Linked DNA regions of Homo sapiens: region 2 is linked to region 1. Evidence: read pairs that join two places in POLR2A ChIA-PET (ENCODE). Cell type or tissue: MCF 10A. All regions are shown on one strand. Each heading gives the region's core, and the rest is flanking DNA. Links, peaks and the distances in the headings are about the cores only. Region 1 overlaps DDX11-AS1 (DDX11 antisense RNA 1). Region 2 has its middle 120 kb from the start of FLJ13224.

Region 1 (5,379 bases), core at 150-5,149:
TTATATGTCAGGGTGAGGGTGGGGACCAGTTTCTGGAGCACAGAGCTTCTTCTGAAGCTGTGAGTAAACCATCAGGAAGGTGGGAAGAAGTTGTGGAAGCAACTTTGGAAATTCCCTGGTACCTCAGAGGTCTAGGTCAGAAGACATGCGTGCCAAGGGAAGGCAAGGAAACCTACTCATAGGTAGTAGGTAGCCAAGAAAATAAAATAGCAGATTAAGCCAGTGTCAGGAAGGTAAGTACCCAAGTGTGTGGATGGACAGGCAGGTAGATGACATGAATACTTGGTCTAAAGGTGTGCAGGGCTGGGCGCTGTGGCTCATACCTGTAATCAGAACACTTTGGGAGGCAGATCACTTGAGGTCAGGGGTTTGAGACAAGCCTGACCAACATGGTGAAACCCTGTCTCCACTAAAAATACAAAAATTAGCCAGGTGTGGTGGCAGGTGCCTATAATCCCAGCTACTCAGGAGGCTGAGCCAGGAGAATTGCTTGAACACTTTGGAAACAATGTCACAAGCTGCGGATATAGTCCACGGTAGAACTGAAACGATGACCTTATTTCCTAGCACTGTGCCTTCATCAACGGGCTTCTTAGCTCTTGGTCTCTAGAGAGAACCCCTCACATACACACATCATGTTGTCTATGCATCAGCTAAGCACAGTACAGCTGGGGCCCCTTGCACACAGAGACCAAGATGTGGAAGGACGGAAGCCAGGCCAGGCAGGGCCAGGGAAGCCACTGCCTCTCATCTCCACTTTGCGCTTCCTGGCAGGAGCAGGAGAAGGTGAGGATCTCAGCCACCTCTGCTGTGGGCCACATGCTGCAGCAACTAAAAACATGTAAGCCTGGAGGCATCACCCCCCAAAATTTTTTCACACTTCTGATATCATTGGTGCTCAGCATTCAGGAAAATAACATGGAAGTGCTCCAGGTACACTGGCTGTCACTTGTCTGGCCACTGCCAGGCCTGATATGTGTCCCCTTTCCTTGAGAGCAGGGCCCCTTCCCTGTGGCCATTTCCATGAGCCCAGCCTTGCCTGTAGGCTCTACATTCACCTCTTTGACATTGTCCTCTGGGTGGCTCTGAACATATCTGCCCTCTCTTTATGACGGAAGGGCTTCCACTCAGCCCCTTGGCTGGAGAGTCACAGGAGTGAGGTTGAGGCCTCCCTTCTCTCCATCCCATAGGCCTGGGGAAAGGCTCTGGCGGTGTGGGCTGACATGATTGGCTGGTCCTCACTCATCCAGCCATTGCTGCGTGCCACGCTCAGCGACCACATGCATGTAGGTCCTGGAGGAAATCTGCAAGTACCTGGTGAGTGAGGGTCTCAGGAGAGGCTGCACACAGTCCTCATGCTGAGCCCTCAGTAGCGGGTTCCGTGGGCACAGAGGGGTGGGCTGCCAGAGAGAGGTTCCTGTGCTCCTTGTTTCTCACTCCTTCACATGAGCCCACTCTGAGAACCCACAGCTGGGGTGCCAGTCCCTGGTTCTCTGTATTTGACTCTCTGGGCATCCAGATCACTGCCTCAAAGGCTGGGGAGGTCATGCCAGGTCCCTGGATGGCAACTGGCCAGAGGTCTTCTGGTTGGAGTGGCAGGGAGAGAAGAGGGCAGGAGCATCAGGCCTCTGGTCAGTTGGCATGGGGTGAAGGGTCTGTGGCTCCTGCAAATTCAAGAACAAGCCAGGGCTCAGGAATCCCTGTTGAAAAGCAAACATTTAAGGGCTAAGAAAGTAGGTTAAGAGCTCAGATGAGTCATTCTAAGGATTTATAGCATAAATCCTTCACATAGGGGGAGCATTTTACAAAGCACTTTTCCATTTATTACCCACGGGCACTTGTCATGGTGTGTGGGAGGTTGGGCGGGATTGCCTTCCACTCTACTCTCAAGAAAGTGAAGCCAGTGGGTGCCAGGTCCAACTTTCAAACCCAAGGCTCCCAGCCCCATGGAGTTGTTTTCTCTCACATCCTGTGGGTTCCCAGAAGCAGTAAACTTCCTGCTGCAGAGGGGTGGGGGTCTGAGTCTGCAGGGTCCAGCAGTCAGAGCTGCCTGAAGATGCACTGCTGCTGCTGGGGACAGTGGGGAGGCCGTGGCTGCCAGGAGGCCTTCTGCAGGACTCCCAGTGGCTCCTCTCCTGGTCAGCACCGCCCATGGCTGTAGAAGGAGAGGTTGCCAGGAAGAGGGTCTCTGCAGAGGGAGTCTAGAAAGTGCAAACATTCCTCCCACATAAGAAACTTTTCATCTTCCTTGAAGCAGAGGGCAAGGTCGCTGGGAGCTGGGGCTGGCGAGGGGCGAGTCAGTAGGAAAGAAAGCTTCAGGAGACCGGCGAGGGTCTGTCATAGCCATTGGGGGAGTAGGACATAAAGCTGGCCAGAGACCACAGGACTTACGGGCAGCACCAAGGACGAAGCAGAGGCCAGGAGCTCATACCCGTCTAGATCCATGAGGCCATGTGGTCTCAGCAGCGCTCAGCCGCCCCACACAGGACAGAGAAGGTGGCAGCTGGACTGAGTCAAGGGGAGTCCTCCTGTGATTGTCCCCAGGGGCAGACGGTGAGGTCAAGGGGATGAGGGATTGCTGAAGTAACTGATGGGATGGGCCATGGAGAAGCAAGTGAAGAGGCTGAGGGGACTCAGGGAGGGTCCTAGGAGGAAATAGAAAGCCTAAGTCCTTGATGTGGCACAGGGCCACTGGGTAACAAGGCGGAGAACAGCAAGCACAAGAAATTGTCAAGGAGGAGACACCAGCCTGCGGCTTCAAGAGGTGGTGTATTACTCATTGCTAAGGAGGAAGAGGGTAATTGGACTGGGATGCTGGAGATGGAGCCCTGGGCTCTAGCCAGCATAGGGCTGCCAGACGTAGCCACCAGCTCTGAATTCTCAACTCCGATTCTGGGATAATATCCTGACTTTGCTGAGCACAGATCTTTTTTTTTATTATCATTTTTCAATAGAGACAAGATCTCCCTCTGTCACCCAGGCTGGAATACAGTAGAGGGATCATAGTTCACTGTAACCTCAAACTCCCAGGCTCCAGCAATCCTCCTGCCTCAGTCTCCTGAGTAGCTAGGGCTGCACATGCATGCCACCATGCCCAGCTAACTTTTTAAGTTTTTAGTAGAAATGGAGTCTCTCTATGTTGCCCAGGCTGGTCTCAAACTCCTGGCCTCCAGCGATCTGCCTGCCTCAGCTTCCCAAAGTTCTGAGATTGCAGGCTTGAGTCACTGTGCCAGAACTATGCATACCTTTGACTTAATAGCAACCTTGACCTGGAGCTCATCCTTTAAAAATCAAATTTTAAAAAAATATGATTTCAAAACCACACATAGTAAAGAATTTGGAGAATACAGAACACCAACACAGAAAAGATTAATACAGAAAATCAATACAGAAGAGAAGTTAGAAATCTCCTGCAAACCTACCACTGGGATTTAGACATGATTAATTTGGGGTTAGCTCTTTCCAGTTTGCCTTTTTTTTTCTTTTTCTTTTCTTTATTTTTTTAATTTTTTTTTATTTTTTGCCTATTCAGGAGCATTTTAGTAATGTATCCTCCAACTTACTGGGGCTTGGAGCTCTGTGACTCAGTTTTCCTGGTTAGAAGATATGATGGCCACATGCCAACAAATTTCTGGAACAGCTTTCATGTGGTTTCCTCATACCTGCAGCCAGGAGGGCTGCATATCTCTCCATCCTAGGCAGTGAGGATCAGAGAGCCGGGTGATGGGTGCAGAGCCATGCAGCAGGCCCATGGGCTCCAGGGTTCCTCACCTTAACCCAAGTGGGTGCCAGAGAAAAATCTCACCTCGAGAGGAGGCACAGACACCAGGCTGCCAGGGCCGTGCACCACAGGTCAGATCCATCCAGAATCTCCCACGAGCTGTTCTCATGCCTCTGTGACACAAAGTCAGAAAAGCAGTCAGTCCCAGAAGAGAGTTTACAACTTGCTTTTTGAGCCAATCAGACCTTTGAACAAAATGTCCTCTTTTCCACAGTGTATCTGTCCTATTCACCTTCAGTTTGGAGAGCTGTTCTGACCTTTCTTAACGAAATGAGTGTCTCCCCTTCTTCGGCGAATAATAAATTCAGTGTCTGCTTTAGACAGCTTTGGTGACCTTTGTGTTCTTCTGTGGCATGAACCTCGCTTTAGTCATCGCTGTGGCCAGTGGATAGCCACTCTCTTCTGAGGGCTGTCACAGAATTCCTCCTTCTGAGAGGTTTATTGGTGATGGGGTAGGGGGTGGTCAGGGGTCCCAAGCCTCCCGGGCGAAGGCCAAGCCCTGCTTTCTTTACCAAGTTGCTCAGAGGTCTCCACTTGCAAATCATTAGCCTCATTGGGTTGGCACTCGTCCACTTGCATTTCTAGCTGGGACATTCTCTTCTATGAAAATAGTTTGTGGATATGACGAGTGGGCAGAGGAGTTTGTTTCTGTTAAGGAGTTGCTGATGGTAGGGCAATGATTCCAACTTCCATTGTTCAGCCAGATTCCTTCATTCCCCAAACTGCTCTGGATTTAGCCTAATCTTGGAAGTCAGAGTCCTGTTTGACTAACGAGAAAAATCAGAACTTCTGGGTAAAGTTACCAGACATTCACTATTGGGAGGAAATAGCTCCAGACTTGGGCTTGCCACTGTCCTTCCTTGCCCCCTCTTGGATGGAATAGTTGGGAACTCTTCCCCTCCCTACCTCCCCAGTCTTCCCCAGGGTGAGAAGAGCTTTTTTATTCCTATTAGCCATGATTTCAAGCCAACATTGAAAACGTTTTGATTTCCTGGATCGTGGGGGAAGCTTCTGTCTGGGCATCCCAGCCTCACATACTGAGTGCCTCTTCGAGCCCTGTGTGGTGAATCAAGTGTGCCCTCCTGAAAGCCTCCTTGACTCCAGGTGCAGTCAGTGTATTTTCTCCTACACTATTGGAATCAGGGCTTCTTGAATCAAACCTGCAAATTTATGCAAACACTATGCTAACATTTTTGACAAAAACTGGCAAAGGAAGGCCTTTTGCAGGTGAAGTGCAGCTAACACCTAATGGCTAGCAGAGGGCTGTTTGGGGTGGGGACTCAGGTGAGAGTTGAAGCAGAGGAGTGGGAGGAAGGAGGGTTGGTTGGTGTCTGCAGCAGTGATGGAAGATGCTGGGGCCTTCCTCCTCCCCTGCCTTCCAACATGGGAGTAACCAGTGAAGGAGCAGACAGAGAGTCAGGGACTCCCTGTCTCTTTTTCACAGTTGAGACATCTTCAGAGCTGGGGTGAGGACTGAATCTCTTAGCCCCTCTTGAGATGCTCCAGATGCCGCATCTAGTACAGAGTATGAGGTTGAGAGGCCCCCATGCCCTCCGGCCTTCCTATGCTATTACATTCACATCATACTCTACCACATC
Region 2 (5,379 bases), core at 92-5,091, 170 kb before region 1:
TACACTCTTTGGCCTAGCAATGAGAGATATAAACCAGGCGTGGATAAGGAGCTATACAGGAAAATTTCCTAATATAGCATCTGCAATAGTTTGTAAAAGAGGTGGGGGGCAGGAAAAGGGAAAGAGAGAAGGTGGAGGAGGAGGAGAAGGAGAAAGAAGGAGAGAAGAGAAAAGAAAAGAAAAGAGAGATGTAGGAGAAGAAAATTTTTTCCTGCTCACTCTTTTCATTCAGATTGAGATATTGCTGGGAAGGAATAATCTTTGCTACGTCAGGAGCCAAAATTGCAAATAATACTGACACATCAAGGAAGTAGGGTGGAAAGAATTTAGGAAACTGTTTGATGGCATGCATGAGCTGCTGAACCAATGCCAGTCCTCCATTCTCAGGATTTGTGCCAAATGAGATTATAAATGTTTGATTTTTTAAAAGTCTGTTTAGGTATTCTGTTACTTGCACCTGACAAAGATGTTCTTACTTTTCTTTTTCAATTCCTTTCCTCCTTTATTCTATAGCATCATTATATAGAACTTACGACATCTCATTTCTTTTTAGTTGTTTCTATATTGATTTCAGGAAAATCATTTTGGAGAGCGCTTGGCTGACATGAGTAATCCATTGTTCATACTAATGCTCTTTATGACTAGAATTTTGTAGGGTGTGTTTGGTGGTTAGGGGTGTAATATTTAGTCTCTGTAGAGGCTTACCCAGTGTTTACTGTGTCAGTAACTGTTCTAATCACTTTAAATATATTACTTGTTCAATTTCCACAACAAGCTTATAAGGTATGGTATTGTGATTATTCCCATCTATAGACAAAGGAAGGGAAGCACAGGGAATTCAAATAACTCATCCAAGGTTGATCATCTGAGAAGTGGTAGAACCAAGATCCAAACACTCACCATGAGGCTCCAAGGCCTTTGTCCTTCTCTGTAACTACCTTACAAGGAAAGGAATGAATGTTTTACACACAAACCAAATTCTTAATATGTTAATATTTTAAAGTCAGGTTGAGTAATTGTAGTTTTCTGAAAGCTACTGTCTATGAAAAGAGTCAAACTCTGTAAAATATTTGGAGAGAGTTATTCTGAGCCAAATATGCATGACCATGGCCCATGAAGACACAGCCCCAGGAGATCCTGAGAACATGCGCTCAAGGTGGTTGGGCCACAGTTTGAATCTACATGTTTTAGGGAGACATACGACATTAATCGATACATTTGTGGTACACGTTGGTTAGGTCTAGAAAGGCAGGACAGCTCAAAGGGGGCAGGGAACTGTGCTTCCAGGTCCTAGGTGGATTCAAAGATTTTCTGATTGGCACTTGATTAACATAGTTTATCTAAAGAGCTGGAATCGATAGGAGGAAGTGTCTGGGTTAAGATAACGGGTTTTGGAGACCAAGATTCTTATTATGCAGATGAAGCCTCTGCGTAGCAGGCTTCAGAGAGAACAGATTGTAAATGTCTCTTATCAGACTTAAAAAGGTGCCAAACTCTTAGTTAAGTCTCTCCTGGATCAGGAAAATGACCTGGAAAAGGATGGCGATTCTCTGTAGAATGTAGATTTTCCCCACAAAAGACAACTGTGCAGATCCATTTCAAAATATGTCAAAGAAATATATTGTGGGTGCGGGGCTTAAAACCTGGATGGCAGATTGATAGGTGCAGCAAACCACCATGGCACATATATACCTATGCAATAAACCTGAACATTCTGCACATTATACCAGAAGTTAAAGTAAAATTTTTAAAAAATGATCATGTTCGAGTAAAAAAAAGAAAGAAATATATTTGAGGGTAAAATACTTCAATTTCTTTTAGGCCCTGTTATCTGTCATGTTGATGTCTTATTGCTACAAAGAGTATTTTGTCTTAAGCTCTCTGTTTTGATGTTAATGCTGATCAGCAGTGCCTGTATTCCAAAGGGGGAAGGTGTAATCAGATACATCTGACCTCCCACTCCTATCATGGCCTGAACTAGTGTTTCAGATTTACTGTAGGATGTCCTTGGCTGACAGAAGGGGTTCATTCTATTGGTTGGGGGGCTTAGAATTTTATTTTTGGTTTACACTACAACAAAAGTATAACTTTCTTGTGCCAAGGTGTTGCATTTACCACAGGCCTTTCCCAACAGAGTGCATTCGGTCCTAACCACACTCTGCCTGAGAGACTACCTCTGCTTCCACTAGTAAGAAGCTCTGGAAATGTTTATAACTTGTTGTAACGGCTTTAATGCCAAATAAAACAAGTTTACACACCCTGATTATGTTCAGTAGTGGTAACTCAGAGGAGAGCACTGTGAGCCTGCCCTCATGACACAGCCCCACCACAGATACTTATGCTTGTGGGTCTTTACACAAAGAGAGGCCTTAAGGGAGAGAACAGATGAGCATTGCTTACCATTGGTTGGTATGAACCAGCTGCCTACTGAGGCTCTGGACAAAGGGCTTCTCAAGAACAGGTTTTGCAGAGGGAATGACGGGTTCCCATTTGTCCCATGACTCATGGTAAGTTCCTGGCAAATTTCCCTAAACCCTTCATCAATTGGCTACGAAGAAACACTGCATGCTTTGCAAAGTGATCACAGCCAAAAGTTGCAAAATGATTTGAATTATTTCCAGAAGCTTTGTATTTTCTTAATATCAAAAATGATCAATACTACCTAAAGATTCATACTTTAAAGAAAGTGAAGCAAGAAAGGTGGTGAAAACACAGGAGAGAAGTTATATTCTGAAAATGACTTTGGAAGAGTGAATAGATCTTCACTAAGCTTGGAAGCATAATTTATTCTTTTTCTTATTTTTCTTTTTACTTTTCATGAGTATATATTAATTTTTATTTTTTAATAGTATATATTACCTATAAACTTCAGTTACTTTGCATTGTAGGGAAAGGCATCTTGAATATAAAATGTTTTCTTATATTAAATATATGAATATTCACTGCCATAAAAGCAGACAATGTTTATTAATAACATTATTCCAAAGTATTCACAATATACTCAGACTTGGACTTATGTCTTACTTGTGTTTTATTTTGACAATTACTGAACTCATTTTTTTAATTTCATAAAATAAATTGCTGCTGTTAAAAAATTATAATAAAAGGCATCCCAGATGCATTTTTTTAAAACATTAGAGCAATGATCTTAAAGTTAGAAGCATTGATTTAGATTTTGTTTAGAATCCTTTTTTGTAGTAATGGTAAGGAGGCTTTAGCCCAGCATTGCACTTTTATAGTTGTAATGAAACACATCTCTGCTTTACAGGATGAGGAAGTGAACATTGGAATGTATGTGAATAAAGAGGGATTTTTTTCATATGCTGGAAACGGCATTCCCAGTTTGCCTAACAGACAACCCACACCATCATTTTTCCCACTCTCTCCACACCCTTAACTTTATGAATGAGATCCTTCTTGTCTAGTAAATGATGAAATCTTTTCCCACAGTAGAAGGGGATTTCCCATGCGTAGACTGAGAATTAGAAACAACTGCTCTGTATCCTGTATGCAAATAACATTGTTATTGTACTGTAAAAAACTTACGTATGTCTGTGTTCATGTGTATATGTGTTCTGTTATTCTTACTGTTTCCCATTTAAACAGTTAGAAGACTTTTACCAAATTTAGAAGGTGTATTAGGGAGGTCTATATTTATATCTATCTCTCAATTTGGATAATGTTTATGTACAAAGTTCACTTTTGAGATCTGGGGGAAAATCTAAAAAAATGAACAATCATACCTTAAGTCAGATGTAACTTAGAGAGTTGGAGGCAAGTATAAATAATATTAATAGAATTACTCCATATGTATTATAATTCCATGGAATAAGAAAATAAATCATAATTCTAAACATGAGTCCCAGATAGAAGGTTAGGGCATTTACTCCAAATTTTAGGTGCTAACTGGCAATCTAGAAAATTCTCATATGTGCAAGTCAGTGTAGTATGCTCATATATTTATTTATCAGAGGGGTATTATTCAAATATTTAATAGTTATGATTTCTTCAATCAAATCAGATAGATGAGATTGTATGTGTGTTTATAAAGATGAATTTAATTCTCCTTATAAAAGATAAGTGCACTGCAAGATCCACCTTCTACTCAACAAATTCAAACATTTGTACTAATTTGTCTTTTGGAAATTTCTTATATTAACTTTCCTGTTATCGATGTTAGATTTGGATTTCTAAATTGTAATGGGTTAATAAAGTCTGAGAAAGCATTTGATCTCCAGATGTGCCCTACTATTGGTATGATTTATATTTTGCATTTTAATTAGTAAAGATGCTCTATATGTAAGTACATGCCTGACTGTGTTCCTCAAATAGTAAGTGATCATTTTAGATTCACACTTTGGAATGAGTGTTGTAGCAAGGGGTAACGAAACCCCAAGGAATCAGTAACAGGCAAACATAAAGAGAGGTAGGTTTGGGTGTTGCTTTTCACAAAGAACAACACAAGTAGTCACTAATCTGAGACTGTTAGCCAACTGGGATATAAAGAGGAAGGAGTAGATTGAAAGCATAAAGTCCATTGTCTTAGTCAAATGATTAAGGGCAATTGTCTTTAGATTTGGCCAAAATTTCATAGGTAAAGAAGTGCATGATAACAGGCTTTTTAGAAAGGGTTATGTGAAAATAGAGTAACAATAAAATAAAAGCTAATGTCTCATTAAGTTGACCATACCCTAAATACAGATACTGGCTTTAATCTTTTCTAGTTCTCTGTAATATATAGCAGTGGGAAACCAGCAGAAGACATTATTAGTCAGAAAGATGCGTCTGCTTCTCACTGCATTACAAAACCTGTGTAAAACCTCTGGATAGAAAGCTAGCACCCCAATAATGGGTTTGCTTTAAAAGTCTGGGAGTCAAGAGTGCTTACTTCAAATGCAGCATAGGATGGGTTGAATGGAAAGAAGTGAATGGAAAGAAGCTCTCCTCCTGGGAGGGTTAATATTCTCCTATTTTGCTCCCCAAGAATATGGTTAGTTGTACACAGACACAAGATTCTATGGAAAACCTGAGACTGACTAAAAGTCATGATTGACTCAAGAAGTGCTTGCATTCATATACCACCCATTGGAAATTCAACAATGAATAAAACATGCAGGCTGTATCTCTGAGATTCCCACAGCCAAGTGGCATGTATTACATAAAAACTAAATATTTGTAGTGTGACATGACATCCTGTAATAGAGATGAGTACCTGTGTTATGGGAGCTAAAAGCAGCAACAACTAACTTCAGCTTGGGAATTATGAAAGTTTGAACCGAATCACAAAAGAACAAGGAGGATATATGTACCTGGTAGACAGGAAGTCATATAAAGAGAGGTTCTAGACAGAAGACTGAGCCCACAAATACACATGTAGAG

Evidence for each region. ChIA-PET counts read pairs that join two places held together with the same protein. Peaks named below come from ENCODE experiments on the same cell type or tissue, not always from the same donor. Only the 100,000 strongest peaks of a DNase experiment are listed, where the experiment ranks them.
Region 2: POLR2A ChIA-PET joins it to region 1 with 5 read pairs; 2 of 35 experiments call an interaction of 5 or more read pairs at or near these places.

What each region holds. Positions count from the first base shown.
Region 1 is chr12:31,032,841-31,038,219 of GRCh38, reverse strand. The region is part of intron 2 of DDX11-AS1 (DDX11 antisense RNA 1); the gene reads left to right. Among named protein-coding and RNA genes, the nearest start is that of TSPAN11-AS1, 30 kb to the right of the region's middle. In MCF 10A, for the core only: no CTCF peak of the experiment used is centred there; no DNase peak of the experiment used is centred there.
Region 2 is chr12:31,203,251-31,208,629 of GRCh38, reverse strand. No RefSeq gene overlaps it. Among named protein-coding and RNA genes, the nearest start is that of FLJ13224, 120 kb to the left of the region's middle. In MCF 10A, for the core only: no CTCF peak of the experiment used is centred there; DNase peaks (open chromatin) are centred at 2,499 and 3,429.